Linked DNA regions of Mus musculus: region 2 is linked to region 1. A link is a loop called in an ENCODE intact Hi-C map of the cell type or tissue named here. Cell type or tissue: heart. All regions are shown on one strand. Links, peaks and the distances in the headings refer to the core of each region. The heading gives the core; the rest is flanking DNA.

Region 1 (16,625 bases), core at 3,649-11,648:
TTAGGAGGCAGGCACCTACAGAAGTTCCCTCTACCTCACTACAGGGTCCAGGCCAAAGAGTCCTTAGAAGGCTTTTCCTGGCTCGTTACAATGGTCAGTGGCACTTTGGAAAAGATTTGTATATAAAGACAGGGAGGACTTTCGAGATGAGCGTGGAAAACCACAGCTATAATGAAACACTGGGGAAGCAGATCTCTATCAAAGGAAAGCATGGGCTGCATTGCAGACTCTGTAGAGGACTTTAAAAGGCGGGGCTTGGGTGAATTTAGGCATAGTCTTTCCAGTTGCCATTCATCCTTACAACTGTGAGCAAGTCACTTCTTTCCAGCACTCCTTGCCTCCCCTTTCTATGTGTAAAGAAACAGGAGATGCATATGAGTGCTCACCATTCTTAGGTACCCTATTTTAGGCTTGACCAAAGTTGTCTGAAGCTCAGATGACTGGGTTAACTTTGGCCTCCGTCTCCCTCCTCCTGTGATTGCGATGGGAAGCCCACGTGTTCTTCATTGCACTGATCCCAAACCCAGCATACCCACAGCTGGTGCCCATGGTAACACCTAACGATTGACACCAGCGTCATGGGAATAAACTCCCTGCTTTTCTGGTGTCGTCTTGGAATTATCCACTCCAAAGCCTCCTGGAAAAAGCAGAAGGGGTAAAGCCAGGACCACGATCCTCAAACCAGCGGAAGTCTTCACAGACCCTCTGTCTTCTGCTCTCCTGCTGCTGCTTCTGTTCTCCAACCTCCCACCCCTACTTGTTGGGACTTAGTCGACCTGACACTACAGCAAAGAAATGCCTTTAAAGACATCCCATAAACATCAGCGAACAGTTCCTCTGCCCAGAAAGGGGTGTAATTCATATCCACTCTACAAAGACCACCCAAAACCAAACAAAGAAACTGCATAGTGTTATCCATCTATAGAGAGTCTGAGCAAGATCCCAGCCATCCAAAGCATATCTGTGTTCATGGATATGTTCTGCAAACCACCAATATGCAAGTCGGGCTGCAGACATAGGTCACCAGCAGCTCCGAGAATGCCCAGAATTGCCTTTAAAAGGCCCGATTCCATCCCTTTTATGCTATCCCAGCTCTGGCTGGATTTATTTTAAAAATTTCCAGTAGATGATGTGCACGTGGCCTTGCAGAGCACTTAACCAGAAATAAGGAACAGTATTGATCAAGGTCAAGCTCCAGGAAAAGTGATAGCTCAACCCCCTGCATCAGCAGCACCTGGGGGCTGGCTAGGAAGTCAGGAAGCTGGCTCCTATCCCAGACCCACTGAGAGGTACACTCCAGGTGGACACGGTGATCGATCTGAGTTTCACAAGCCCACCGGGTGGCTCTAATGTCCACATTGGCGAACTGAATTGTGGCGGAAAAAGAGCTTCTGGCTTTTCCTGTTCATTTGTATCCTCATGGTACAGGTTTTCAAAAGACGGCTATTGGAGCTAGACATTTCTGACTCAAGCCAGGGACTCTCCTAAGAAAAGTGCAGTTCAAGAGAGTAGGCATGGTGGCACATACATGTAATGTCATCTCCTGGAAAGCTGAGGCAGGAGATTGAAAGCCTGAGTCCATGCTGAGCTATACATAGGGACAGGTTTCCTGTGAGAGGAAGAACTGGCTACTTGGCAGATGACATCTTAGGCCGAGGGCCAGTAAAGAACTGTTCGGAAACACATTCCATAAACATGTCTCAAAAACCAAAGTGAGATCCAAGAAAAATTATTTACATCTAGAATCTTCACCTCAACTGTAAACCAGAGACTGAAATAATAGTTTCAGGAGAGGTATGTGAAATGTCAGTTTCCTTTGCCTCTATTAAAAAGTATTATTTAATGAGCACTGTGTATATAATATACAGTATCTGTAATATAGATTCCATAACCTCCCATTCCCTTCTGCCCCCTAAAAATTTTTTAATGATTGCTGTTACATGTATACACACATTCATGTGTATCTTTGTGTTTATGTATGTATGCATGTACGATGCTGAACATACTCAGTCCATTTAGCATTGCTCATCTGTATTGGACATCATATGTGGAAACTCATCCCTGCCTGGAGGAAACTATCTCTTTCTCTCTGACGTGGTTGACCACCTATGACTCTTCATCTAAGTGTGTGACCATGTGGAATGTCGCCCCCCCCCCCCAATGCACATTGGTATGTCAGCTGGTGTTGTCAGTGTGCAGGTCTCGTTTATGCAAGCACATTGTGAAGGTTTTGCTCATGCATTTTGATCAAAATGCAGAGACTAGAGAACTGTGGGGGTCCCCAAACCCAACTGATACATCTGCAATGCAGACTTTCTCCCCAAAAAGGAATTAAAAAGTACTTTGGTGTGAGTCATGGGCATATCTGTGTCTCAACCTAATCCCAGTTATAAACGTATGCATCTGTCAAATGGGACTCTTTTTCTAAATAAGGTGCTCACTGTGCATCCCTAGTGGGCCTAGAACTTGCTGTGTAGAGCATTCTGGCCTCAAGATCCAGTGGCGTCTGCATGATGGGTGCTGGGATTAAAGGATTAGCTGTTTCACCACACCCCAGCAATATAATTTCTGTGTGCGTAACTTAGATCAGTGTGGGACAAATGTCATGATGCTCTGTGTGGGCCAGATGATACCTAAATCATCTAGGTAGGTTGTTATTCTCCTTTCAAAATGTTAAGAAATAAATCTGCATTTTTGGGCTAAGATGCCTGAAACACAACTTTAAGTTTTGAATATCCCCCTTTATATAAAGCTTTAAGGAAGCAGTTAATTTTTTTAGAATGTAATTTATTTGATTTATTTTCCTTCTATTTATTTTTTGTGCTCTACCTCCAAAGATGATTCACTTTAGGTAGCCATATTTGGCAATAGCATTCTTTTTAATGAATTGTTTTAAAAATGAGTTTCTTGAAAGTAATAATCTAGAATAAAATGAGGGGGGTTAACAAGGACTGATGTGGACGTCAGTATTTCCTGTACTTACGAAGGCTGAATAGAAGCCATAGCCTTAGGTTGTCAAGAGTCATTCAGAAATGAGGATGAGTCTGTGGGAACTGTGAACACAGGTCAGAACTGATCCTATCGTGGGATAAACGTGAATAACTCACACAAGTCTTAAAGACTCACCGTGTGTGATGAAAACATGGGCATTTCTGTGAAGGAGATATAGTGCTTAAATGACATCAAACATTCATTTATTTGTGTATGTGTGTGTTCCTCTATGTGCGTATATGTAGACAGGTGCATGACCCGGGGAAGTCAGAGGTCAGAGGTTGACCTCGATGCTGTTTCTCAGCATGTTGGTCTTTGAAGCTCTTCCTGGGACCTGAGGCTCACCCATTAGGCTAAGCTAGCTGACCAGCAAGCACCAGGGATCCTCTTGCCTTTGCCTTCCTAGAATTAAAATCACCAGCGTATACCATCCTACCTAGCTTTTTATAGGAGTAGTAAACTTGGGTCTTCATGCTTGTATATCAAGACCTCTCCTGCCCGATCCATCTCCCCAGCTTCCCTTTATAACCATATTTAACCATCTGTGTATATACTGTATTTTGGTTTGAGAATGTATGGCCCCCATAGATTCATGTGTTTGAATGCTTGGCTGATAGGGAGTTGCACTATTAGGAGGTATGGCCTTGTTGAAGGAGGTGTGGCCTTGGATGTCAAGTTGGGGGTGGGGATTGAGGTTTCCTGTGTTCAAGCTATGGCCAGTGTGGCACACAGTCTCCCTCTGCCTGTGGATTAAGATGTAGCGCTCTCAGCTCCTCTAGCACCATGCCTGCCTGTATGCCACCATGTTTTCCCCCAATGACAATAATGAACTGAATCTCTGACCTGTAAACCATTCCCAGTTAGATGTTTTTCTTTATAAGAGTTGCTGTGGTCATGGTGTCTCTTCACAGCAATAAAATCCTAACTAAGACACACTGATAGAATTCTAATATTCGGGATGAAGACACTGTATACTGCTGGTTTATCTCTGCTTGAGCATTTCATAGGATACAGATAGACTCACTCTGAGTTGACTATTCACAAAATGGGCTTCTTTTTCCCATGAGGAAATGGAGGAAATGGAGGTCTGAGAAGGCTAGATACTTCCAGAAGTTCCACAGCTACAATGTCATGAGAGTCTCAATCTATTGATCTTCTCCATTGTTGTGGATTCTTCTGAACCCTGTTTCCATATCTTCATGTGTCATGAACTCAGCAGAAGCCACCAGAGTGCATTCCATCCAGGCGTGCATGCTTTGTATGGCTTCTAGTTGAAGTCACCAGCAGCTAGCCTGGGAGAGTCCATTGCTAATCCAAGTGCCCTCCAACACTCAACAGAAACTGTGTGCTGAGGCACCCACACATTCCTTCCACAATCCCAGCAGGTAGTGGACACTGCACTATGCCATCCCATCCCACTTTTGAAATGCAGTATTATATTGAGCTGGTTTAAAATCCTTTGCTTTTCCTTGGGCAGCTCGCACCCACTGCTGTCTTGGCACCCACTGCTGTCTTGACAGTATAAAGGAAACCTTGAGGTGGGACATAGACCCCATGTCCTTGGCTGAGTTTGGAGAAATCGCATCTTCAAAACGGCCTAGGAGCTTGGGTTGGCTGCTGCCTTCATTGAAGCCTTCCCCCAAGTTCTGCCTTCTTCCTTTTCAGAGGAATTGACCCCAAGATCTTTATGATGGCCAATCTCTACTGGGAGCTTGAGGACAGATTCTAAAGTTGTCATGGAAACAAGCCCCTTAGCAGATCTGTGGAGGATTATCTAAGTGTTTGTGAGTTCCCTGATGGTATACATAGACTGCAGCTGTGTACCGGTGTGAAGGGGTAGTAGGCTGTTCTGGGCATGCTCTGTTTTCTTATATTCTTATACGAAGCACCTAACTGGGGGAGGAGGGATCCAGCTTTTTATGTTCATCTCGATGCCTTCTGTCACAGTACCAACAACCACTCGGTCCCCATTTTTCTTTTTTATAACCGAGAAAACTGAATTCCGGAGAGATTTTTATCTTTTATCTAACACCAGTAACAGAATGGAGAAAGCCAGCGGGATCCACCTGGGTCTAAAAGCTATGCATCCTGTACCATCCCATGGGAGTAGAGGATGATCTTTAACTGATTTCAATTGTTTATAAACCTCTAGGCTTTGGATGATTGCTTTGGATCAGAGCAAAATTGGGAAACAGTTATGAGAATGGGCTAGAGCTAGCCACGCTGTGAAACTAGCCAGGAGATGGAGCATGGCTGGCAGGGTTTAGCAAACTCTACAGCATCCATTTCAACTTCCAAGATGGGTCGGTGGCTTTGTGACATGAATGACTTTTAAGACACCAAAGGCTCTCTTCCAGAAGGTCCCACAAATGACTGTCTTTCCATTGGCCTTCCTGCTTGGCTGGTGTAGAGCTGCATTTGAGTGGATTTCTGGAAGCTTGGCCTTTCAAGAGGCCACAAGGTTCTCCTGTCTGTCTTTCTGTCCCAGTTCTCTTGCTTCACGTCGAAAAGGCAGGAATTTACATTTTAATTAAAGTTCCCATTTTACTTAATCACATGACCACCCCCTCCTGCCTGCTGAGTTGGCCTCTCACGCCCACCTTCTGGTCATCTTCCTCTGACTGCCACCATCTTCCCTGACTGTCCTTGCCACGTGTCTGGCTTCTCCAAGCATCTAAGTTCTCACTCTGACTCTAGTCCCATCAAATGTCCATTCATCATCCACAATGTGGTCAGAAATAATTAACTGATACCACTTCATTACACTGACGATTTCCTACGGACCACAAGGTTAAGCCCCAAGTCCTTGTTCCAGGCAACCAGGCCTTCCCACCAGTCTTGTGCAAGCATGCCTTTGTAGTGCTGCCTGTCACCTCCCCCTCGCCACCCCCACTTCTCCCTGCTCACCTGGATCCCAGCCGCCCACCTCCAAATCTCCCAAGGTAAAACGGGTTTTTATTTGTGCTTACTTTGGATAAGGTACTCTGGACATCTTACAATTTATTATTTGTTTGTTTTATTTGAGACAAGGTCTTTCTATATAGCCCTGCCATTTCCCCTTGGGATATCCAGACATCATTGAGCACTGGGCTGGACTGGAAGGAGGGAAACTTAGCTGGGTGGGTGGGTGGATGGGTGGGTGAGTTAGGCAGGATCTTGCCTGGCATGAGTGCGGGGCAGGAGAGAGTTTTTAGGGAGTGGGTAGGGGTTTTGGGGGTGAGTGTACATTGCTGGTGTCAAGATCCTGGGAATGCTTCCTTTGCATGAAGAGGAATTCCAGGAGCTTTCGGGCCATGTCCTTATAGGGAGAGAGGAAGTCTAACCTGTAATCTGCACACCCGGCTACATGACTGCCTCAGGGGTGGCAGAGTTGGCAGCCATAAGGCTATGGTGTACCAGGACACGCAGGCCCGGAGCAGGGTAGAAGCAGTCCTAGTCCTGCTGGTCTCAGGATGAGACTTTTGGCCTTTGGATGACTTTACATATCCCCAGCTAGCCTGGCATGTGTTATTTAGTGCAAGCTGGCCTTGAATTTATAGTAATCCCCCTATTTCAGCCTCTTGAAGTGCTAAGGTATTAGGTGTACCCCTTAATACCTGGCCTCTTACGATTTTTTTAAATCAACACATAAAACTTATACAAATGATGGCATGGCATGGCATGGCACGTGGTGTTTGGATACCTGTATACGCTCTTATGATGTTTAAATTTTGACAAGTGTATCTATCTGTGTCCCCAGTCAGTTCTTCACAGAGAGAAAAAAAAAAAAATCCAAACCCTTTCAGTTTAGCAAACGGCCCTACCAGATTGGCCTGTGGTCATGCCTGTGGAGCAATCTTATGATTAATGACTGCTATGGGAGAGTCCAGTTCACTGTGGGCAGTGCCACACCTGGGCAGGTGGCCTTGAGATGTATAAGAAGCCAAACTAAGCAAGCTCTAAAAAGCAAGCCAGTAAGCAGCGTTCCCCCACAGTTTCTGCATCAGCTTCCCGCCCCCCAGTTCTAGCCTTGAGTTCTTGCCATGATTTCTCTCAGGAACAGAGTTATGGCCTGGGTATTGTAAGACAAAGTAAACTCCCTCCTCCACAAGTTGCTTTTGGTCATGGTGGTTTATCCTGCCAATAGAAATGCTAACTACCGTTATATACTCTAGCATGCATGTCCAATTGCTTTTGCTTTCTCCATTTAAAAATTTTAATTAAAGTATAATTATATTATTTCCTCTCTCTTCTTCTCCCTCATTCCCTGCCATATTTGTCTCCTCTACTTCCTCCCAAATCATGGCCTCTTTTTCAACTGCTGTTACATACATGTGAATATATATATGTGTGTGTGTGTATGTGTGTGTATATGTGTGTGTGTGTATATACACACATATATATGCGTGTGTATATATGTGTATATATATATATATATATATATATATATATATATATATATTTGCTCTAATGTGTAGTAGATAACATGTAAGAAAATAGTTTTTGGTTAAAATTCCCTCTTATCCTTTCTACAGTGACAACATCATTCATAACACTGAGCCTTCATAACTTCCTATATGCCTCAGAAAGGTGTTTCAAAGAACTATGAACAGAAAAGTTACCCGGTATACAGGTGGCAATGTTCTTTGACTTTTCCTGGGGGCACATAGACAAACATCTCCTCATTCGGGATAGAACGATGTCAGTAGACGAGACTACACCCAAGCCCACTGGAGTAAAGTAGTGCATTTACTAGGTTCACTTAGCAAGCAGGGGGCGGGGGGGGCCTTAAGGCAGCTGCATCATTGAAAAGCCTGCCCTAGCATGGGTGAAAGATGCTCCCCAGAGCTGTACAGCTTTAAGACAGCTCTCAAGTGGAGTCTCCTCTCCCCTGCAGTTGTTACTGCTGCTATAACCATGAGAAGGACTTGTGACTGGTTTTCTGAGGAAAGAGCTGCTCCCTTGCTGGAAGGAAACTCTGTGGCCATTAGAAGCTCACCTTCCAGACTGGTTTGGAGATATGGGTCACATAGACCCATCCCTGGAGGTTTCCAGTCTGCAACATCAAACACCCTGGATGTTCCTAAGGGTAACTGTACCCAGCAGATGGCAGCTTCTGTCCAGAGATGCACCAACTCCCTCTAAATAACACAGGATGGCACGCACTATGCTGAGAGAACAGCAGAGGGCACCAAGACTCCACTGTTGGGTGTAGAAGAGCTGTTTTAGCAGGTCTTGTGTTATCCTTGTGTTTGTGGCTTTCAACAGCAGAGTTACTATTCCACATGTGCGTGCTAAAAGTTGCCAAGGGGTGGGGGTTGGGGGTGGGGCAGCAGAGAGACAGACACAGAGACAGGGAGAGAGACAGAGACACCATACATCGAAAGCTTTTGCATTAAATACTTGTTTCTATCTAAAATTCGTTTCATTTTTAATTGTGTGCCTAGGTCTACGCTTGGGTACGTGCACATAAGTACAGGTGTTTGTGGAGGACAGAAGAGAACATTAGACACCTAGAAGTGGAGGTATAGACATTTACAAACTTCCTGCTATGGCTGCTGGGAACCAAACTTGGGCCTTCTGCAGGAACAGTACACACCCTTAGTGAGCAACTCAGCTCCCCAAGCTGTGAGCACTGAGGGTAAAAGTTGAGCCAGCGTTGTCTCCATAGGAACCAAGAAACAATGAACTAGGACCAATCCCATGCGGCCTTCCTCTGTTCCTGCTACCATGGCTACTGATATTGCATCAAATGAGCTTGCATTGATCCAAGTTGATGTAGGTATATCAATTGAGACCATCAGGAATATATCTTCAGCTCCTCACACTTTGATAAGTTGAGTTTTGATGTTATCTCTTAGGCACGTTTGTTTGTTGTTTGGTTGGTTGGTTTGTTTTAAATAAAACTATACACAGAACAGAACAGAAGATTCAGTCTTCGAGCTGAGCTGGGGGCTTGGTGTGTTTGCATAGCAGGTGTGAGTCCCTGGGTTGGATCCCCAGCATCATAAAACATCAAAAAAAAATCTAATCTCCCATTTGCCTGGTACCCAAGCCCATATTTGTTCTATAACTCTAGCTTCCCTTACAACATGAGAGAATGTTCAGTTATCTGAAAGGAATTTAGTGTCGCTTGTAATGTGTTTTTCTTTTCTAAAAACCTTTCCCAAGTGCTGAACAAAAATTTTTATACTAAAGGCAAGTTCTAGTAAAGTCGAATGAAATGTGGAATTCCGGCTAGATGAAATTCTCAGGAGCCTTGCATAGCACAGTTTAAAAAGAAAACAATGTATAAAAGGCTCAGTTATTTACATTTTAAAGCACAGAGAAATAAATTGGCTGTGGTTGTTGCTTACAGTGTTAACACATCCTCAGGTTGAGGTGAGATGGCAGTGGATGTAAGTCTCTTCTTCATGCAGGCTGTTGCTGGCGACAAGGCCCGTGTAAATTGGCAAAATGAAGCTACTTAGTAAGTCAGTGTGAGTTCCACATGGCCTTAATCAAGGCGTCGGGTTCTAAGCTGCCGATGCGATCTGCTCCGCAGTGGTCAGACCACTGTTAGTGCTAAGCTTCAGTTGCAGTCTTTTGGAAATTTGTTTTGGCAATGGGAAATGTGTCAGAAGAGCAGCAGGCTGAGGCTCTGGGGCCTCCTGAGCTGGTGGAACATAAGACTGCAGCTGTTCTCAACACTGTAGGCAGCGGAGGGGTGATTGCTGGGGGGGGGGGGGGATGGCACCTTGCACCCCCTACTCCAATACGCAGGGGAAGGTTTGATCCGATACAGACCTATGTACACAGAGGCAGAGCAGATCCAATATGTCAACGGTTCTCAACGTGGTAGATCATGACCCCCAAGGTGTGTGTGTGGGGGTCACACATCAGATACCCTGCATATCAGATATCATCATTACGATTTGTAACAGTAGCAAGATTACAGTTATAAATTAGCAATGGGATCGTTTTAGAGTTGTGTGGGGGGGAGTCATCACAGCGTGGGGATGCAGCGTTAGGGAGATTGAGGACCACTCACTGCCTTACATCCATAGTAGGAGCCCATCATCAAACTGGTGTCCTGACAAGAGGATTGGGGGAGCCTTGGCGGGCTGATAGCCAGCACAGCTAACAGGGAATCTTTCACCATTGGCCTGCGCTGAGCTGCATTCTGGGAACACAGTAATGGTCATGATGGACACCGGCCCCCGCTTTACCACACATTTGGTCTGGTGAGGAGAGCTGACAGTATGGCCTCCGGGTGGGAGACACATGGCATGTTACAGAGGAATGGGAACAAAACAGGGAGGGGGGCCGTGAGAAAGCGCTTTCACAGGGATGAGGGGTGGGGGTGAGGAGTGTGTGTGTGGGGAGCTGAGAATGGTGGAGGAGGGGGCAAGGGGTTGGGAGGGGGAGGGAGCCAGAGACGATTCCCAGAGGAACGGTGTCCAATTTGAGGCCTGAATGGTGTTAAGAAGGGAAAATTCCTCAGACCAATTAAATTTAGTGGAGTTTATTTGAACAAAACAAAACAAGAGTAATGGACGAACTATGCGGCTCCTGGAACTAAAAGACAGCATTGCAAATTCCCACCAAAGCACGGCCTGAGCCCCGAACTGGGAACAGCTTAATTAAGTAAGTGGTTTCAGAGCAGCCTGCAATTAACCAAAGCTCAGCTACTGTCATTAAAGTGTGCATTGCTTTGGTCTGGTGAAGACGGCAGAGGAGCCTTGTCCACTCCAATGGCTGCCTGCAAACTCTAACAGTCGTCAGTGGGAATTAGTAGGACGAGGAGCACAGGGGTGAAAGGATTTTCTCATGGGAACCGTTTGCCATCTCAAGCACAAAAGTACCCGAGAATGGCCATATATCTGTAAACTTTACCGCACGCCCAGGAAATCTGTGGCTTACCTAACAAGAGGTCAGAGTTGCTGTGGGGAGCCATGATGGTATTAGCTCAAGATTCCCAGCCTGGAATGGGCTCAGCCAGGTGTCTCTCCTCTTGAGCTGTCTACTGTCACCTATAAAGTGGTTCTTCTGTGTGTGGGTGGTCCAGGTGGCCTCTGGTTTCTGGTAGCTAGGGCAGGAATCCTTTGGTACTTCAGCCTTAAAATGGGGTAGACAGAACTTCTTTATACTGCGGTCACACTCCAGCAGTTCAAGAGGCCAAAGGAGGCGGGGAGGGGTGCTTGAAGACTTTTGGGGAACCTGGTTGTAGAAACAGTTTCCAGGGTTCAAGGCAGGTCTGAACAATGATGAAATCAACTCCATCTTCCAATGATAGGTGCTGTAACATCTTGTGGCCATCTCATTTAAATTGCTACTTTTTTTTTTTCTTAAACAAGCTCTCCCCTCCCCCATTATAGTCAACTCAAAGTGACTTCAAGAAGCGAGGTTTTGAGGGATAAAGGGTTGAGAGGGTTGAAGGAGAGGAAGTGGGAGAACATAGCTGTCTACTCAGAGACGTACTCAAAATGTGGTACCAGAGAATCAGGGAAGGAATCACAGGAGAAGGCATGTCAGGGAAGAACTCTCTTAAAGCTAGACCACTCTGTGCCCGCCGGCATACTTGGCTGACTCAGAGGTCTGCATTATGCTTATACGTGGATCATGAAGGGCTTTGGATGGCGGATGCGAGTCCAGTATGACAATATTTACAGTACAATTTAGACGGTGGGGTTTGTCTTTGCACATCTGAAGCATCCTTACTTGGATCCTCCAGGGAGTAAATCCAGACTTTCTTCATTCCCGGGAATTTGGTCACCAGCATGACTATGGTACTTACTGGGTCCTGGGTCCTATCATCTCTGAATCTCTGAATGGGAGTAAAGGGAAGATTCTGCTTGCAAAACTGACCATCTGCAAAGATTGAATTTGGTTCCCTTCGTGAGCACTGAGATGAGCGACCGCAAGAATCATTATGACGGATCTCAGTACTTGACTCATTGCGTGGACTTGAACCCGAGAAGGCAGAACCTTTCAAAGCCCTCTCTGGCTGTCCCTGCCAGCTCGGTTGCCATGGAAGTTTTTCCCTCCTCTTAATCGCCAACAATTAGGCAAAGGATGTTTTACTTCTGAAGAGATGAGAAGGGGAAAAAAAAAAAATCAATGTTTTGGCAAAGTCAAGGATGGAGGTCGTTCGGCTGGCCCAAGGTCATTTGATAGCCAGATGATCTAAGCAGTTGGGATGGGACAGCAAGTGCTCCTTACAGTTTTAGTTGCTCAGTGGTTAGGGATGAAACAGGGTTTGAAAAGGAAGGTACAGACTCCCTCAAGCAAGCCCTTCTGTTTTCTTTCTTTCTTTTTTCCTCCCTTTCTTTCTTTCCTTCCTTCCTTCCTTCCTTCCTTCCTTCCTTCTTACTTTTTTTCTTTTTTTTCTCTTTGGTTTTTCAAGACAGGGTTTCTCTATATAGTCCTGACTATCCTGGAACTCACTTTGTAGACCAGGCTGGCCTCGAACTCAGAAATTCGCCTGCCTCTGCCTCCCAAGTACTGGGATTAAAGGCATGTGTCACTACTGCCTGGCTTCTCTCTTTCTCTCTCTTTCTCTCTCTCTCTCTTCCCTCCTTCCTTCCTTCCTTTTTCTTCCCCCTTTCTTTCTTCCTTTCTTCTTCCTTCCTTCCTTCCTTCCTTCCTTCCTTCCTTCCTTCCTTCCTTCCTTTCTCTCTCTCTTCCCTCCTTCCTTCCTTCCTTTTTCTTCCCCCTTCCTTCCTTCCTTCCTTCCTTCCTTCCTTCCTTCCTTCTTCTCTCTCTTTCTCTCTCTCTCTCTCTCTCTCCCTCTCTCTCTCTCTCTCTCTCTCTCTGAAGCTGGCAAGCCCCTAGCCTTACGCTCAGTCTCTTTAGAAAATCAAGTAAAGGCATATCCCCTGGGCAAGGATGGGTACAAGTGCCTCCTGCTTCCTAAGTGCACCCCTTTGTTTTATGCTTTCCTCCCCCACACCACCCCGAAACTGAGGAAGCAACAGCAGAACACAGATCAAGAATTTAAGCAGTTCTTAAAAGTTCTTAAGACAAGACAGGGAGTTTATGTCATTCGCTCAGCCTTAATGTTGGCAGGAGGTACTCTTTTGTTTAGCTTTGAGGAAAAGCGCAGGCTCTCAGAGGTGGGTAGGAGTAAGGACTTGTTGACTCAAAGCATTTCTGCTAGATTAGCCTGGACTCTGCAGAATGACATAGCCCTCAGATCCAGGTTGCCTGTGTTTTGGTAAGATAGGAAGGGGGCGGGGGTGGGGTGGGGGAATCCCCTTTGGGACAGACAGGCCTGGGGCTAATTATACCACAGGGTGAATTCATCACTAAATCTTTCACTAACAAAGACAAATTACCTCATACCTTTTACAAGACCCTAAAAAATTAGGTGAGTGAATCTGCTGTCCAGCCAGCGCATGAACCCAGACAGCAGATGGCACCCCTCCAAGACAAGACTCCTTCCTCGAAGCAGGTTTGCATAGACCAAGATGAAACAGGCAACCAGTATCATCACCTGGCTTATGAGATCTTTCACAGACCACAGTCTTCTTTGATCTCCACTGTAGTCAGTTTTGAGAGCGGTGTTGTTATTACCTGCATTCGTGAACGAGGAGACTGTGGCCCGGACAGAGAGAGCCCCATACTAGAGCCAAACTAGTTTGGGTTTAGAGGACAAACGGGCCTTCGTTCTAGATTCACGCCTGCCGCTCTGCAGTATAAGATCTCTTGGGTTTTGAATATGAGATTCTGTCCCTTCATCTTCCAGGGATGGTAATCCTCAACTCAGCGGCTCCTGACAGCAGAGGAGAACTCTCTCACACTTAAGTGCATTGATGTATCATGCTGCCTCCAACGTGCTATTTTATCCATTGGGATTACTCGTGATCAAACTCCTATCTGCTTAAGTTAATAGATGAAAGATCTAGGTTAGTCTTTCTGGGCCATGTTTTCTTATCGATAAAATATCACCAATCAGAACAGCCGCCCCAAGTAGTAATAGGTCACTGACATAGCTGATATTGATTAAAGCCAGCAATTAGCACAGAAATGGTGATGGTGATGCTCACGATGATGATGTTGGTGATGCTAACACCTTGACTCTTGTAACAGGTGCAGCTGAAGTCCAGTACCGTGGACCCATACTTGCAAGGGTTTTTCTATTGCGAGACAGGAAAGCGAATTAAGGCCAAGGCTGGTAAGCAATTTGAAATCCCAGGAGATGGGGTTCCTGTGATGTCAAGACAGACATTTTTAAAGACAATGGAAGTGTGGGAGGGCTGAGCTAATGCCTTCCAAATGACTGGGATGGGCTCTCTCTCAGGCTTTGAAGGGAAGTCTCTAGGAGAGGTTGGCTTGACTAATGCATGTCCAGTGTGGCTGTGGGATTGTGGGATCCACAGAGCTGCTTGATCAGAGGTGTGAAGATAGTCTGACCTTTGGCTCCAGTTGGACAGTTTCGACAAGGAAAGCACCAAGCTCAGTTATTGATTTTTTTTTTTGTCATAGTAGCTTTTTTTTTTTTTGGAAGAGTAGGCACTAGTTAGCTCCACAGTAGAAAAATAGAACTCCCATGTGGTTTCACGACTTCATTTGCCCCTTTTGTTCTGGCTTCTAAGGTTTGTTTGTTTTATGCTTGTGGCTGAAGTTTTGATTTTGAGACAGGGTCTTGTTGTGTAGTCCTCAGTGGATTGACACTTTTTTATAACTCAGGCTAGCTATAGAAAATGACAATCCTTTGGCCTTAATTTTTTTTCTTCAAAGTTTTTTTTTTCTTGTGAGTGTATGTGTGTGTGTGTGTGTGTGTGTGTGAGTGTGTGTGTGTGTGTGAGTGTGTGTGTGTGAGTGTGTGTGTGTGAGTGTGTGTGTGTGTGTGTGTGTGTAAGGGTAGATATGTAGATATGTATGTAGGTGTCCAGAGAAGCCAGGAGGAGGCATCGGATACCATGGGAGAAGTAGTTACATACATGTGTGAGCCTTCAGATGTGAGTTTTGACATCTGAACTTTGACATCTGAACTTTGACCTCTGAACTTTGACATCTGAACTTTGGTCCTCTGACAGACCGGTGAGGCAGCTCTGAAGCTCTCATTTGTTTTTTAATTTTTGTTCTTTATCCACCTCTAGACCAAGGAAGTCCTCCATTAAGACCTCATTTTTTTTTTTTTTAAATCTGTAGACATGTAGAAGAGTGTCACCTTGGGTGTCCCACTAGACAATACGCTGCCTTTAGTACCAGCCTGACTGCTTTTTGGCAAGTCGAGGAGAGACACAGCTTTGGGAAGTCTGACAACAAGAGAGAGGAAGGGATCTGGTTTTATGGTTACCATCTGAAGAGTTGAGTCCCGCTTCCACCACCGATGAGTTCTATGAGAAAGGACCAGTCTGGAAAGATCTGAATCTTTTCTTTTCTCCTGGAAACGCTAATGTATATTACAATTATGGCAGTCAAGCCTCTGCTATGTCTTGCCTCAGGGTCCTTTTATATTTGGGTAACACCAGCCTTTTCCATTTCACCATCGGCTCTCTTTCCTTCTGTATCAGGAACCCTCCTTCCCATGAATCATTCCTCGGAACAAGCTGATCTCCTGAGGGTCTTTTCTTTTTTTTCTTTTTTCTTTTTTTTTGCGGGGGGGGGGCGGTTTCGAGACAGGGTTTCTCTGTGTAGCCCTGGCTGTCCTGGAACTCACTCTGTAGACCAGGCTGGCCGCGAACTCAGAAATCCGCCTGCCTCTGCCTCCCGAGTGCTGGGATTAAAGGCGTGCGCCACCACGCCCCCGGCTTACTGAGGGTCTTTTCAACTGCGATGTCGTTCTTTCTACTCCATCTAGTGTTTCCTTAGTTAACTCTAGCATCGGGTTCGAGAAAAAGATGTGGTTGCTGACAGTGGCTGCCTCATTAGTACGAACAAGACCAACCAGCCGATGGAGGGTTACCCAGAGCCCTGTGGGGAAGACACACACGATTCGGTGTGTGTGCTATGATGACCTTAGCATGAAATCTAAAGCTGTGCTTTCTCGATTCATTCCTGATCCCAGTGCTGTTCCCACCCCCGATCCCCTGGGCAGCCTGTTCGTTAGAATCCTATCCTATTTTTCTCACCCAAATAGAAATAAAAACTTGGAACCAGAAGCTTTTCATTGCCTCTGAGTAGCTGAGCCAAGCGAGAGCAGTGGCCTGGAAACCGGAGAGTCTGGCCTCACATTCTGCCTGTGCTGTGAACTTGACCTTGATTTGCTGAGAATCACCTGTCCCACCAAGCCCTGCACATTCCTATCTTCATCTAGAGAGCAAAGGAGTCAGAGCCGCGTGGGCTGCCGGGTTCTCACCCAGCATGGCATGTGGTTTTGTTCTAGATAAATGGCACACAAACCCTGCTTTGACTCCAAAGCAGTCCCACCATTTGTCACCGACTGACTACCCTGTAGTAGCTGTCTGGGTCCTATATGGTTTGCATTAAGGACTTCACCCCGACAAACACTAGCAGGGCATGAGAACTGCTCAGACCCATCTGGCTCTGTAAATGGGGCTGGATCTAAGCCCATGAGTGGCATTGCCCACAGTGATGTCACCCTCAATTTTTTTTTACGGGGGGTGGGGGAGGGGCGGGGGAGGGAAATACTCTCTTCAATTATTGGGACAGCCTGTGGCCACTAGATCAGTGGCCTGGATTGTAGGGATTTGGCTGCTTGCTTGCTT
Region 2 (16,625 bases), core at 4,680-12,679, 470 kb after region 1:
TGAAGCACCTGGAAATAAATCTCCAGCCTTTTGTAACCTACAGCTGTTCTGCAGGCATTTCCTTTATAATTCCTATATAACCCATACTGCCCAGTTTTATGTCAACTTGACACATGCTAGAGTCATTTTGGAAAGGAAACCTCAATTGAGAAAATGTCCCCACCATATTGATCTGTGAGCAGACCCTGTGCTGTATTTTCTTCATCTATGATTGATGTGAGAGGGTCTAGCTCACTGTGGGGGGGTTGGGCAGGATGGGAGCAGGCAGGGTGGATGTTACCTCTGGGCTGGTGGTTTTAGATGCGTAAGAAAGCAAGCCAAGCAAGCCAGTAAGCCGCACTCCTCCATGGCTTCTGCATTAGTTCCTACCTCCAGGTTTCTGCCTCCAGGTCCCTTCTCTGATTTCGCTGGATGATAGACTCAAAGTTGCAAGATAAAACACACCCTTTTCTCCCCACATTGCTTTTGGTCATAGTGTTTATCACAACAACAAAGACCCTAACTCAGACATAATCTTTGAAAGGTCATTCAAGACCTTTCTCCAGAAGTCTTTTCGCTGAATTTTGACTGCTGATGTCTAGCTTTTTAATTCTTTTCTCTGTTCTTCCTTTCCTTCTCTCCCTCTTCTTTGAGATAGAGTCTCATGCATTCAAGACTAGTCAAGTTTGTTATGCAGCCAAGAATAATCTTGAACATCAGATTCTGGTGCTGCTACCTCCCAAGTGTAGAATTGCTGGGATTACTGCTCTGGCATGCTAGAGATCAAACCCAGGGCTTCATGCACGGTAGGCAAACACTCTACCAACTGTGCATCCCCAACTCATTCTACTCTCCACTCTACAAAGCTGTTCTCTCTGGTTCAGAATCACCTAAGGGTATCAGGGCAAACACAGATGCTCAAACGACCCCAGGTCAGTATCTCTGAGGCCAGAGCCCTCCTGCCTCACTCTATAGCTTCTTTGGTGAAGCGGTTGACTCTAAGATGTTTTTGCATCACCAACAAACATTTTGTCTTGCCAAGAACCAGTCTTGAATCAAAATATGTGCTGGACCAGATTCACATCTTTCTTTTTTAATGGGTCTTTAAAAGTAAGAGGAGGAGAGACTTCTGCCTGCTGTAAGCAGCAGTTAACTCAGAGTCTCATAGCCAAACATAAGCATAAGTGGCCACTGAATGCTCACACCTATGTGGGACATCTATGTCACCTTTCCCTATGGCTCGGGGAACATTGAGGAAGAAGGAGCAGAAAGAATGTAAGAGCAGGGGGACAGGGAGGGGTGCTGTGAAATGGTGTCTTTTGGACATGACATGGCCATCAGACTTATGAACTCATTATACTTGCCTGTATAAAACCTTTACACATGAACAGGATCTAACCAACAAGGTCAGCCAACATTCAGCAGGCCATATTATGTAGGAAGTTCCCTACTTGCAACCCACTCTGTACAACAATTCATTCACCAACCATGGGTCTCCTTGAGTGGGCCTGCCTGTGCTTTTAAGCAATGGTATATTATGCTCCTTGGTAGTCAACCTTTCCTCTTCTCTCTGGGGCTACCATAACACCAAGGTGTCAGGTGGCTCTATCAGTACCTGTTGGACTGGTTACAAAAGATAGGAGAAGATATGAATGGGGTAATGAAGGAGGAGGGGGATGTATCCTGGGGCTTTGGTGGAGGTCGAAGAGAGGAGTTGGATGTATATGATCAAGATACATTGTTTACATTTATGAAGGGGGGAGTCCTGATGCTAAGGTTCTGTTCCCCAATTGGTTCTTGATTTGTCAGTAAAGAAAGCCATGGGCTAATTGTTGGGCAGAAGGAACAAGTGGGATTTCCACAGCCCAGGAGGAAAAAGCAGACTCAAGGAAGGAGAGAAGAGTTTTCACCATGCTTTGAAATGAGAAGAGCAGTCATGTGAGGTCTCAGGAGTAGCTGGGGCTTGTGTCCACTGCTATAGGTGGGTGGCCAGGGATGTTTTGACAGTGACTAGTGACTACCCACTGAAGTTTAGGGCAGGTGGAGAGATGGAGATAAAAATATTTATAAGGGCACATTTTTTCCAGGCCAGAGACAGCAATGGCCAGCAATTGTGCCAAGAAGGCAAGTTGTAAGGGAACAAACCGTGTATTTGTCTTTTTGTCCACCAATTCAAGGGAAGCCAGGTAGGAGCTGGTGTTGCAGCCGGTCCCAGAGCAAAAGGTGGTAGAAAAAAACTACACGTATGAAATTGACAAAGAATAAATAAAAGATGCCTGTTTTTAAAGTGAGACTAGAGAGACATAGCTCATCTGGTCACACAAGAATAAGAACCTGAGTTTGAGAGATCCTCACCACTCCCATAAACAGTCAGGGTTGGTAGCACACACTTGAAATCCCAGTGCTAAGGATGCAGAGACAAGAGCATCTTTGGGGTTGCTGGTCAGCCAGCCTAAAGAAATTCATGAGCCCCATGTCCCTGTTTCAAAAATCAATGTAGGCAGGACTTGAGGAGGAATGATAATCAGAGTTGTTCTCTATAATTAAAGTTGTCCTCTGGCTTCACACACATACTCACCTGCAGGCCTGCAAAACAAACATGCACGCACACACACACTCACACTCATGCACACTGTATACACTCACTCATACACACACATTCACACACTCACACTGCCCACACATAGTCACACACTTACATTCATACACACACATACTCACATTCACTCACACACTGATAAAATAGAATAATAAAGTCAGAGCCATACTATGTAGGAAGCTCTCCACTTGCAGTCAACTTTTAATCCATTTACCAGCCCTGGAGCCTCTCCTGGGTTGAGTCTCCCCATGCTGCTATGGAAGGGTACCTTATGACCCTCCATAGCTGAGCTTTCTTCTTCCCTCTGGGGCTACCATATCACCAAGATATCAAGGCAGGTGGCTCTTTCTTCTCAGTATTAACTGACTCTCATTGGAACTTCTGAATCAATCCCTTTGACCTTCAGAGAAGAACTATTAGAAGCTTAGGAACACATCATCCTTAGTGAACTTTACCCTAAAATGAGAACCTATAGGGTCTATAGCAATTTGAAACGTTCCATTTGGAGGGAAGTTTGTTAAAACTGGGGGAGTTTTACAGGGATGCTACATAATGGAAGTCAATATCAAGTAAACCACAGGAAGTCCCTGAAACTGACAAGACACATGAGGCCTCCTCTCTAGAGTTACCTAAGCAATAAGGGCTGCCTAGGAGACTCAGAGAAGCTGAGCTGCCTAGAACATACTCCTTACTCTGTCCAAGTGCCTGCAAATTGTGCAGAGACCTCCAAGGTTCCAGTTCTCACCAGCTATTGCCCAGGAGTCAGAGTTTGGTAATGGAACTGCCTTTAAATCATCCTTACTTTAATAAGGAATCCAAATAAACTCATTGGTTTACTAAGCTGGGCTTTAGTAGTGTCTTCGTTTAGGGTTTCATTGCTGTTGCTGTGAAGAGACACCATGATCAAGGCAGCTTTTTATGAAGAACAACATTTAATTGGGGTGGGCTTACAGTTTCAGAGGTTCAGTCCATTATCATCATGGCAAGAAACATGGCAGAATCCAGGATGACATGGTGCTGGAGAAGGAGCAGACAAGTTTACATCTTGATCCAAAGGCAGCCAGGAGGAAACTGTCTTCTGCAGGCAGCCAGGAGGAGATCTCTTCCACATTGGGTGGAGCTTGAACATAGGACCTCAAAGTCCACCGCACAGTGATGCATTTCCTCTAACAAGGCCACATCTGTTCCAATGAGGCCACACCTTCCAATGCGCTAGGTGTATACAGAGCACCACAGGTAGTATCATCACTTTAGTATGTCATCAGTTTCATGTCTGAGGTGAACAGACATATATGTCACATCTCCTCAGGAAAAGCATCCCATAACAGGGGTCGATCTGTCTAGACAACACCTGTCCCCACGATGTGATTTTGACATCATTGGCCCCTGACCTATTTGTAGAGAAATTCCCGTTTATAACCCAGTCCTTCATGGCTTGGGTTAGGGGGTAGCATGAGATGAGGCTTAGAAAAAGGGCTCAGTTGGCGAGAATAGCAGGGAGAACAAGCCTTGCTTCCCTCAGCAAGCTGTGTGGTATTTGTGCGCGAGGATTGTTCTGGAATCCTTCTGAGCTTTCTCCTAGGGGCGTAGTTATTAGTGATTGACACTCCTCTAAATCGAGGAAGGAAAGGAGAAGAATCACCTTCTCTGAGCATTATTTTCCCAGTGTGTTATCTTACTGTTTCTCTGCAGCCTTGCTGGGTCCAACACCACTGCCCACAGCAACCAGGGAAATTAATTACTTCTCTGCTGTGCCCTACTCCCCTGAGCTCTTAAACCCCTTTGCATTGATAAAACTCTTAATGGTGTTCCTCTAATTGTGAGCTGTGAGCTCTTCTTCAGGTAGCCTTTGCTCCGGAGGGCTTGGGTGGCCTGCAGTTGAAGCTGACCCTGTCTCCTGGAGTGTGCTTCTTCGAGAGGCCTGCGCCTGTGGGATTTGGCTTTGGGAGGCCAACTTGACCATTTTCACCAAAATTTTTCTTCCACACATTTTTTAAAAAAAGAATTATGTTCCTACTGGTAAATGTGTGTAGAGCTGCTCAGAGAAGTCATTGTTTTTTTTAAAAGGCTTCGAGTTGACCTAACCATGAGGCTCTGTTAACTACCTGGTGCTTCCTGAACCCACCCACCCACCTACCCACACACACCTATCCTGATACATTTCACAGTGTGATGCTACAGCCACTCTGTGTTACAGCTTCCAGCCTTACAAAAGTCACAATAGCTGAAAATTTCCTGGGTGTAGTATGCATGAATGTGTATTCAAGTGCGTGTACATGTGGGCACACATATACATTTGTGTATGAAGGCTGTATGTATGGGTGCATGCACATTTGTGTTTGAAGGCCATGCACATATATGTGTGGGTGCATGTGTATTTGGGTATGTCGGTCAGAGGAGAACCTTTATTCCTGATTGCTTTCAGCATCTCCCTGATGCCAACTGATTTCCTACCATGCAGCCAGGGTCTCTCTACAACCAAGATTCCTAGTTTCTCTTCTCTGGTGAAGAAGGTTAACTGCCATCTTGCTGTTAACCTTGCAAGACCTTTCCTGAACTTCCAGCAGTATCTACCGGTGCAATATGCCTTTTTATCCCTGCCACACTGAAGAGTGGGGCCCTCTAAACAAGACTCCATAGCCAAGTTGGCTTCTGCCTACAGTGTTGTCTTTACTGTCTTGGATGCTTTAATCCAGATGGATGGGACTCACACCTGGCTCTACCATTGCTTGTTGTGTGATATTGGGATTCTAACCCAGGACAAACAGCTGAGGTGCATATTTTACACACCAAGACAGACCTGACCTCCAGGTTCACCCAGCATCCCTCAGTCCTTACCTGTAACAAGGCATACCCCATCCTCTGCCCTGAACTTTTCAGCCCAGAGGCTGGGCTTCCCTTTCCCCCAAGACTCTTGCCTATATAATCCAGACATTTTGGTCTCTCCCTATTTCTCTCTTCTCTCCCCCTCTCTGCATTTTCTATCTGTGTGGACATGTTGTTCTTTCTCTCTTTCTTACCACTCCCCTCTGCCTCCCCCAACCCCAACCGTGACTTCTCTGGCCTCAGTGAATCCACCCCAAGATCTGCTTCCTAATAAACCTGCCTATATATATATATATTCCAATCTAGCTTGAACTGACTCATTTCAACAGCAGAGAAATAATTTATTACGTGGCAGGTGTGACAACACCTGAAACCTTTAAGTCTCAACTTGAGCATCTTTAAGAGCAAAGAGTCAGTCAATAGAAGTCTGAAGAAAAGAGGCTTCTCAGACGGAATTCCCAGCCTTTAATTCAACTCCCTGAACCACGGTCATCACCCCTTCCAACTCACGTAGTAAATGACTCGAGATGTAGGTTGTGTTTGCAGTCATTCCTCAAGACTGAGAGGCCTGAAGGCCAAGGCTCCGTGTCTCAACCATAGCCCCATACTTCTCACAAGCAGCTATGTCACGGATATTGCATAAGGAGTCATTTATTTCTTCCTCATGGTCAGACACACCTAATTCACAGGCCATTTGCTTTTCTAGGGTGTGTTGAAATACACGGGCTCAAAGGTCAGAATGATGCAGCCTCAAACCAAAGCCCTACGACCTCAAGCTGGATATTTTTATTTTCTAATCAAGAAAGAGCAATACCATCATTGTAGAAATAACCCTGTTCATTGTTGCTCTGAGGAATTTTTTTCTCACTTTTACATGTTCACGCATACACGTGTGTGTGTGTGTGTGTGTGTGTATGTGTGTGTGTGTGTGTGTGTTGTACGTTTATGTGTGTCAGTGTGAGTACATACGTGCAGGTGCATTTGGTGCCCTGAGGTTGATGCAAAGGTAACTTAATCAAACCCAGAGCTAAGTGATATGGCCTGACTTGCTAGTTGTCTGGGAATACCCTGTCTTTACTCTCCCAGGTTGGAATTATAGGTAAACCAATATGCCTACCTGGCATTCCTGTGGATTCTGAGGATCCTTACAAGCAAGAGTTTCAACCACCAAGCCATCTCCCCAGCACCCTGCTCTGAGGATTGAGACTGACGTAGATGGAGTGTGACGATCAGTATTATTAGGATACCATTGTGTTCTTGGTTTGGACCCTTCCCAGCTGTTCCTGGTATTACACTGCTCAGATAACGCGATAAACCACAGGTGCTGGGTTAGTGATTTCAAAACAGGCTTTCTCTGTATAACATCCTCAGCTGTCTTAGAACTCATTCTGTAAACCAGGCTGGCCTTGAACTTACAGAGATCCACCTGCCTCTGCCTTCCAAGTGCGAGATTAAAGGCCCTCATGTCGCCAGGTTTAGTACTTTTTAAAAGTCTTGGGAATGGGGTTGGAGAGTTCGATCAGCAGTTAAAAGCACAATATATTGTTCTTTCGGAGGACCAGAGTTCAGTTCCCAGAATGCACATCAGGCTGCTTATATGTCTATAATTCTAGCATGCATACAAACAGACATACCTATATACATAAATAAAAATAAATGTAAAATCTCGGGAACTGTGGTACAACTGTTCCCTTAGCTATAATGGGATTCTCATGAGTTCTGAGTACTCTTGTTTTTATGGAATTATTCTTTCATTAAAAAAATAATATAATATACAATGAATTATATTTTTTTACTATACTGATGTAGGGATGAATTCAGTTTTTGACTCATTCTTATATATTACTTAATTTTACATTCAATTTCTTTGAATTTTAAGAGAAGAAAAGAAAAATAAAAAAGAAGTAGAAGACATGAATTGGGGAGGCAGATGTGGTTGGGGGTTCTGGGAGGAAAATGGAGGGGTATGGAAGGTGGGTGTTATTGTAATCACTTACAATAGATACATTGTACTCATGTGTGACATTAGGGAAGGATATATGAATTGTAAAGCCCATCATTAAGTTTGTGTGTCAGACACTATGCCAGTCTTTGGAGAAGCCTGCCTTGCTCCCCTCTCCCCCCCCCCCCCCAGTCTCAGTTCCGGCCAGCCTCCCCGCTCAGCTCACACTCTCTCTCAGCTCTGTGTGAGGTGATGGAGCTCTCCCATTGCTAGGCAGTTCATCCCTGAAAACAGGTGCAGGTGTCAGACAGCAGCATCTACCTACACTGGGGACCTGCCACCCTCCTGGGACTTAGTAGGTGTGTGCTTCTGGGCAGTCTGCATTGCAGCAGGACACTGGAGACATTGATACTGGGGTGGGGGTGGAGGTGTGGAGAGCTACATGTTAGACACTCTCTTTTGGCCAGGAGTGAGGAGCTCGGCCTGGTTTTCCAAGCCCCCAACTCTCCACCCAGCCTCCTTTTCCCCTCCCAGCCTCTGAGCCTACCTACCTGAGTTTCATTCCTGGAACTCACAGGGTGGAAGGAGAGAACTGGCTCCTGAAAGTTGTCCTCTGATCTTCATACATATTCTGTAGCACACACACACACACACACACACACACACACACACACACACACACGCACGCACACACGCGCGCGCACACACACACACACACACACACACACACACACACGCGCGCACACACACACACACACACACACACACACTAGTAAATAAAATGTTTTGTTTTTGGTTTTTGGTTTTCGTTTTTGTTTGGTTTTTCAAGACACGGTGTTTCTCTATGTAACAGTCCTGGCTGTCCCAGAACTCACTTTGTAGACCAGGCTGCCCTGGAACTCAAGAGTAATCTGCCTGCCCCTACCTCCCAAGTGCTGGGATTAAAGGCATGTACCACCATGCCCGGCAAGCGTAATTAATTTTTAATTTTTTAAAATTAAGTACTTTTTACAACTGCTTATTGCAAATTTTCTCACATGCTCCATGGTTTTGAAGAAGCCCACGCTACTAGACAGCAATCTTTTTTTTTTTTTTTTTTTTTTAGTGTATTCAACACTTTAAATCCGGTCAGCACCACCTTCGGACCTAACTCCGCCCCGAACACGCCCTACCTATAGGCCCCGCCCCTAGCACTTCGGGCGTCTTTGAAGGGCCCCGCCCTCAGCCTCTCCTCCCTGAAAAGTCCCCGCCCTCATTCCTAGCTGGGGCTACTAAGCGCATGCGCGTCAGAACTATTTGCTTCCCGAAGTCTCCTGCTGCTAGTAAGAGGAAGTACTGCAGGGCTGATGTCGCGACCTTGTGGACTCCCGGAGCCTGTCAGGTAAAGCTCTCCGGCTCCAAGCACCGGAGCCTGACCAAGCCGGGCTCTGATCATTGCACAGGCCCTATCTATCCACCCTGCAGTTCAGGCTCCTCAGGGCTCCCCTCCAGCCGGAACTTTGCTCTTCTGCTCCTGGGGACAGAGTTGGGGTTTTCACCTAACAAGATTCACACACGCGCAGGCGTGTCCTCATCTCCCAGGGTCACAGCGTTTCCCTTTTGCCAATCCGAGTCACTCTTCAGGAACCCCCACAGCGGAACCTCAGAACCCCAACATGGCCAGACAGTTATGCATCAGCCAAACAGAGTTCAAGTTCCTGGGTGGCTTCTTCCACCCATAACCGAGGTTCTTGCTCAAGGCATTGCTGCTCCCAGCCTGGCCTCAGTACTACAAGGCTGTTCTGAGAACTCAACACAGAATGGGCCAGCCCTGCTCCTATTTTGATGGTATTGTCTCGACACAATTAGACTTTTATTTTCCTGCTGCCTCTGGGCAGTTCTAGGGGTTGTTTAAAAGCCTTCTTCCTCTTTGGCTGGCTAATTGTCTTTTCTGGACAGAGGCCTGTGAGTATCAGCTGTACTGTGTGCCAGCTTTCATTGGCCCTTTCCAGGACATTTGATTGGTTTGCAGCCAGCTCTCTGTCACATGGATGGGATGGGGCTTGTGGGGGGGGGGGGCGGTGTTTGAGAATAAGCAAACCCCTCTAACCAAAGGCTTGTTAAGGATGCGCTAGTGATTAACACTCACAGCTCAGGGCCACCTTGTTCATGAACTGGCCACTTTACCTGCACGGCTACCCTCGAGCAAGTTACAGATGAGGACTTCTCGAGGCTCCAGGAGATGATGGGTAGCCCAGGCTGATCTCAAACTTTCGGTAGTCGTTCTGCCTCAGCTTCTCCAAGCACTAGGAGGTTGCAGGTGTGAGCTAGTTACCGCACCCGGCTCCACCCAGCTTTTGAGATGGAATGAGTTCTGGCTGACCTAAACATCTGGTTTTGCACAGTCATACTGCGGAATAGTGAGAACTAATGTTACACTTTCTACAGCCACTGTGACAAAGTCCTACCAACTGGATGACTTGAGGAATAGCAATTAGCCTCTCTTGGGTCTGAAGGACCCATAATCAGGTCTGAAGTCCATAATCAAGGTATTAGCAGGCACACAATCAGAAGTCTCTGGGGATGTTCCATTGCCCCTTCCAGCTTCTGGTAACTTTCGATCATCCTTGGCTTATAGCAGCAGATTTTGGGTCCCCATTCCCATCTGTCTGTCTGTCTGTCTGTCTCTCTGTGTGTGTGTGTGTGTGTGTGTGTGTGTGTGTGTGTGTGTGTGTGTGTACATCTATGTCTATAGCCTCTTCCTTCAAAGACACCTGTTGTTGGATTGGGAGTTCTCCCTACATTCAGGATGGTGCAATCTCAAGAGCCTTAACTACTTACATCTGCAAAGAACCCATTTCTGAATAACACCACATTCTCAGGCTCTATGTTGACATGAATAAGGTGGTCACTGTCACACACCATGCAAACAAGCAGCATAAAGCATAGAGCTCATCCGAGGGACTCGGAAAGAGCCACATGAAAACAGTCCCATTTGTGGTGCTGAATCTAAACTTTGGCGGTAACTATCAGTGATGGTACAGTCCCTTGAGCTGCCACAGAGGCAACCTTGTCACTTTGGAAGTTGGATCAAGCGCTCACCCTCGGGCCTCACCTCAAAGTCACCGAGTCAGGTTTTGGGGTAAGTGCTGGAGGAGTCTGTTGGGCACCGCCTTGTAGCAGATCCTGTGGCTGTTTGGGTTTGAGAATCACATTTACAAGGTGTCTGGGTTTGTGAATGGTGGAAGGACCAGGCAAGCCTCAGGAGGAGTTTTTGGCACACCTGTCCTGTCTTCCTATAGCAATAGTAATTTCTCCTCCAAAGCACTAGAAACAGAACCAGGGCCTCCCTTACTCAGCAAATGCTTTACTACCGAGCTACATCCCAAAAGCTCCTTTATTTCTTATTTTGGAACATAGTCTTGAATTCAAGGCTGTCCTTGAACTCGCTATGTAAACCAAGGATGCCTTGAACTTGTCATCCTCCTGCCTCAGCCTCTCAAATAGCTGGGACTACAGTGAGGTCCAGTTTATTTACAGATATTAAAGCTTATTGGGGGAATGTTTTACCATACAGACTTGCTGTTTGGTTTGGTTTCTTGCTGTAAGATGACACATGTCATAGACAGGCCCTGAACTCACCTTATTGTTGAGGACAGCCATTAATTCTAGGTTCTCCCACATTTGCTTCTCACATGCAGGCATGGCATACATGCATAACCTGGCTTACACTGGAAGTTTTCATTTAAGTTGCCTTTCAAAGCCAACTCTGTATGCAATGTGGGCTTGGTGTTTTTGCCTCATCTGTCTGTCTTGCCAACACATGCCATTTAAATACTGTGATTTCTGCCAGGTTATTGGAAAACTATAATGAGACTCAGAAATGAAATCCAAGCTACACACATATACACATACACACGTACACACATGCACACATACACGGATGCCCCCCTCACACACACATACAAATAGATTGGCAGGGCTAGGTGCTTGCTGCCACAGCTCTGCTTACTCAACTTTTGTCTTGTATTCTTCTTAGAAACAATCTGATAGATGATGCCAAGGCTCGCCTGAGAAAGTCTGATGTCGGGACCAGATATTCTCACCTGTCCTCTAATAAATTCTCTGTCCTTGTACCACTGCTGGCCAGAGGAGGAAAGTTGTATTTGATGTTCACGGTCCGCTCAGACAAGGTGGGTGACAAAACACTCTTGTGACATCTCAGGGTTTAAAAAAAAAAAAAAAAAAAAAAAAAAAAAAAAAAAAAAACCTTCTGTGACTACGTCCTCATCTCAAGGCGGCCGTTACCAAGTGAACTTTCAATATCATGATGTCGGAGGGAGAGGATCATGGATGCAGGGGATGGAATGGGATTTTGTCTGTCTGTTTGGTGATTTTGAGACACTGGTTTGTTTGCTCTGCAGCTCAAGCTGGTCTTGAACTTATGACAATCTGCCTTTCTCTGCCTCCCAAGTGCTGACTTTAAGTTTTGGTGTTCATTTGTGTGTGTGTGTGTGTGTGTGTGTGTGTGTGTGTGTGTGACTGTACATGATTATAGAGACCAGGGGAAGACAATGAGTGGCCTTCTCTGTTACTATCTGCCTTGTTATCTTGAAACAGAGCCTCTCACTGAACTTGGAGCTTGTGGTTTTAGTATAGGCATGGCTCATATGCTGCCACAATCTCTCTCCACCACACCTCAGAAGTGGAGGGTCAGATACGCACAGCCATGCCAACCTCATAAAATGGAGGTACAAACTTGTACAATCAAACATTTTTTACTCATTGAGCCAACCTCCTCTACCCAACATAGCATTTTTTTAAAAAAGAGGTTTTAGAAAAAAGAAGAAGAAAAGAAATTTATCTTATAAGAAATAGAAAACACTTTTAGACCAGGGTTTCTTCATGTTAGTGCTTAAACAGCCTTTGGGTCCAAACCACTCCTCATTAAGGGGCCTTCTTGTGCTCTGTTAGATATTTAGGGTCGTATTGACCTCTACCATGTCAACAGCACACACAGGCACTTCTGTGTGATGACATCGTGCCTTCAGGCAGTGCCAGTAATCCTTGCAGAGTGGGGTGGAAAATCACCCCATCAAGAATGACGAATCCACCTCAGGTCAACTAGGACATATGTCAGTGGCCTAGCCCTGAGGCCAGCTGCCCGAGTTGCACGCAGGGGTGAAGTTATGAACCCTCTTGGTTTACAGCAATACTAGGCTCTATGTCCCTGTCTCTCCCATGTTGATGCCCTTCCTTACTGTTGGAACTATTTCCCAGAGAGAGCTGAAGACATGGCCATTTCAAGGTCATCTCAAGATAGAAATAAACAGAACACAAAATAGCCTGGCCTTTCCAGAAGAATAATTTTAAAATGTCTCACTGACAGCATATGTAGGTAAATAAAGAAATATGTTAATAAATACCCTGATTCATACTCTTTGACATAATTTTCTCTTATTTAGTGTGCATTGGTGGTTTTGCCTGCAGGTATGTCTGTGTGAGGGTGTCAGAAGTCCTGAGACTGGAGTCACAGGCAGGTGTGAGCTGCCATGTGGGTGCTGGGAATTGAACCCTGGCCACCAGTGTGCTCAACTGCTGAGCTGTCTCTCCAGCCCCAGAATACATTGATTTCAACAGAACTGTGGTGATTCTCTTTACGGTCGGACAAGCAAGTGATGCACGTCCGTGTAGTGATCAAAATCCAGTTTCTCAAAGGAGAGAGATGCTCAGCTGGAAGCAGGACATGGCATCTGTTCTCAGCTCTGCTCCTAAGCACAGATGAAGTGCTTATAACCCTTCCCCCACCCATGTGTGTGTGTGTGTGTGTGTGTGTGTGTGTGTGTTTTGATTATCAGAAAAACAATAAAGCCAATATAAGACTAAAGCCTCTGGCAGTGGCACTGATTTGATAACAACAGTTATGGCTGATGATTATAAAGGTCATTTTTATTATTTACTTTTAATTTTTTAAATATTTATTTCTGTGTGTGTAAGCGTGCTTTGCCTGAATGAATGAATGAATGAATGAATGAATATAGGTGTACCATGCGTGCTCAGTGCCCACATAGGTCGGAAGAGAGTGTGACCACACTGGAACTGGCGTCCTAGGTGGTCATGAGCCACTATGTGAGTGCTGGGAACTGAACCGGGGTCCTTTGCAAGAACAGCAAGCCATTTTAACTGCTGAGCCATCGCTCCAGCTCCTCGAGGTCATTTAAAAAATAGTTAAAATCCCCTTCACTCTGACTGCAAGCCCTACCTGTCTGTGAAAGAGGGAAACAGAGTGTTCCCTAGGGTGCTCCCTGTGGGTGCTCCTGGGGAGTTTCATCCCCACCTCCTCCTTTTACATTTTATGTAGAGACAGGGCCTCATCAAATTGCCCAAACTGGCCTTGAAGTAGCCCCATCACGCTCTCGAACTTGCCATCCATCTGCCTCAACACCCCAACCAGCTGGGGTCACAGGCATGTATCACCAGGCCTACTTCTGAAAGCTTTTTTAAAAAAAAACAAAAAAAAAAACTAATGTGTTGTTGTGTTGTGTTGTTGTTGTTGTTGTTGTTTAATGTCTTTGTGAGGGGTAGGGACATGCATGTTATGGTGCAAGTGTGGAGATCAGGGGACAACTTTGTGGAGGCTGCTCTCTTCCTCAACCTTTATGAGTCTCCCAAGGATCACATGTAGACAACACATGTAAACCAAAGGTGCTTTACTAGTGGAGTCATCTCACTGATCCTGGAGCAGAGTTTTTAATGTCTTAAAACCTCCTTTTTCTCATATATAGAGATGGGCCTGAAGGCTGTCCTGTGTGTCGTGTGCACCAGAGCCATGCTGTCTCCGTGTCTGGTGCATGTTTGTGCTGACATTGATTGTTCTTTGTTGCTTCTTCTCTTTGCTCTGTCCAGCATAGGTAAGGTCTCCTTTCAGAGACCTAGAGTCCTAGAGCCTGGGGCCTTTCCTCTGGCTGAAAGGTTACAGGATTATAGTGGTCAAGGGAACAGTAGGTGGAATATTCTTTTGGGTAAGGTATGTATTAGAAGAGTTAGTAATATCATGGGCAGACAGACAGACAGCATGGTAGGGGCTCTGATGCAAAATCAGATCTATGAGGCGGAGTGGGGGAGTCCCTTTCTTCTAGATCTCAGAAGAAAGGAAGTTTTAGTGGTAGTCACATGAGGTCCAGGCAGGAGATAGGAAAGGAAACAGGGTCTTGCATTGCTGAGAAGGATCGCAAGACTGTAGAACAGGTATGAGAGAAGAGGTGGAGAGGCAGGTCAGTTGAGGTGTGTTCCCCTCATATGGGTAGAAGCGGGCTTCTTCATGGCCTTCTTGCACCCTGAGGCAGGCAACATCCCTGGGGAAGGGAGAATGTTTTTTTGCGCATACATGTGTATATGTACATGTGTATTTCTGAATACGACTTCCTCAGTCCATATTATGTTACTCATACATGTTTCGAGGGCTGATCACTTGGTATTGGGTAACCAACTGATGTGTTTTTCTCTGGGGAAGACAATATCCCCTCTTCTCACTACTCCTTAGTTGCCTGCAGTTCTCTGTGTAGAGTTGAAGCCTCTTGGGCTCCCCCATCCCCCTTGGTATGTCTCTTGGCATCATCCTTGGTCAACTCAAGTTTAGGCCATCATGTTGGAGAGAGTTTATGAATGTGTCTTAGTCACATCAGAAGCTACACTGAATTTTGAAGACAGTCTCTTGCTGGTCTGGGGCTCACTAAGGCAGCCATGATAGCATACATACACGAAATAACAACTGATGCAAGAAAATTTTAAAAAGACATGAATTTGAAAAAGAACAAGGAAGGGTATTTATGAGGGTTTGGGGAAAGAGGAAAGGGAAGGAAGACGTGATTTAATTCTATTATAATCTTAAACTAAATAAAAACCAAACAAAAGAACCCAGTGTAGATGGCAGCTAAGGAGTGGTACCCAAAGTTGACTGTTGGCTTCCACTTGTACATGTAAATGAGTGGACCCACATAAACACACTTGTACACCCAACAGACATATGCAGTTTGCACTATCTATAGAGGGAGGAAATTATGAGCTCTTAATGTCATTAGAGCCCTTGCTGGTCCCAACAACCTGTGAAGAGTTGGGTTGAGTTTTGTTTTGTTTTGTTTTGTTTTGTTTTTTTAATGTGCTTGCTTCAGCACAGCAGAACATTTTCTAAGAGTAGACAGAGTTCTCAGGATTGCAAAAGGTCCTTGTTCCCTATTAATTGGAGTCGAGGTGGAAGGCCACTTGAATTGAATTGGCATGCTCTGGGTCTCTTTGAAGAGCTTCCAGAACACATTTTAAATCAGGTCTATATTTCTATCAAGCCCAGCAAGTCCTTGAGGATGCCCCTGTCACTGGCTACTGTAGTGTTGAACGTGCAAACAATAAATCACATTTGAAAGGTGATGTAACAGGAAGTGTGTGTGTGTGTGTGTGTGTGTGTGTGTGTTTGAAGAGCAAAGGGTTTATTCTGCTCAAAATTCCCACTCATACTCATGGTGGAAAATCCACAGTAGCAGGAGCTTGAGGCAGATGAGACGTGGACTACAGAATTGAGAATCAAGGGACACTAGCATTCATTGCTCAACTTGATTTTTCTATTTTCCATTTTATTCAGGCCAGGATCCTCTCTCCAGAGAATAGTCCCACCCATATTAACTAAAATCACTAGGATAATCCCTTACAATTTACCCAGAGACCCATTACGCAGGGGATTAGACTATATCTAATAAACAGTGAACACTGGTGCACTTCCTGTATGCAGTACAATGCTGGGTCCTGTTTACATATCCAGTCTGTTAGTCTATGTCTTTTTATTGGGGAATTAAGTCCCCAACAATAATAATAATGTTAAGAGATATTAAGGAAAAGTGATTATTGCTTCCTGTTATTTTTGTTGTTAGAGGTGGAATTATGTTTGTGTGGTTATCTTCATTTGGGTTTGTTGGAAGATTACTTTATTGCTTTTTCTAGGGTATAGTTTCCCTCCTTGTGTTGGTGTTTTCCATCTATTATCCTTTGTAGGGCTGGATTTCTGGAAAGATACTGTGTAAATTTGGTTTTGTCATGGAATGTCTTGGTTTCTCCATTTATGGTAATTGAGGGTTTTGCTGGCTATAGTAGCCTGGGATGGCATTTGTGTTCTCTTAGGGTCTGTATGACAGCTACTCAGGATCTTCTGACTTTCATAGTCTCTGGTGAGAAGTCTGGTGTAACTCTGATAGGCCTGCCTTTATATGTCACTTGACCTTTTTCCCTTACTGCTTTTAATATTCTTTCTTT

Evidence for each region. Peaks named below come from ENCODE experiments on the same cell type or tissue, not always from the same donor. Only the 100,000 strongest peaks of a DNase experiment are listed, where the experiment ranks them.
Region 2: a loop joins it to region 1, with 2.4 times the contacts of the local background. A loop is called at or near these places in 2 of 42 quality-filtered maps.

What each region holds. Positions count from the first base shown.
Region 1 is chr8:113,656,624-113,673,248 of GRCm38, forward strand. Gm30052 (predicted gene, 30052) reads right to left here. Exons shown (of 3, transcript NR_136914.1): 3 at 11,303-12,035. Among named protein-coding and RNA genes, the nearest start is that of Gm30052, 12 kb to the right of the region's middle. In heart, for the core only: a CTCF peak has its summit at 8,125 (motif pointing right); a DNase peak (open chromatin) is centred at 8,148.
Region 2 is chr8:114,124,974-114,141,598 of GRCm38, forward strand. It overlaps Nudt7 (nudix (nucleoside diphosphate linked moiety X)-type motif 7), which reads left to right and starts at 8,601. Exons shown (of 4, transcript NM_024437.4): 1 at 8,601-8,727; 2 at 11,365-11,518. The coding sequence starts at 8,693. In heart, for the core only: a CTCF peak has its summit at 8,696; DNase peaks (open chromatin) are centred at 8,628 and 9,338; H3K4me3 peaks cover 1,469 bases; H3K27ac peaks cover 863 bases.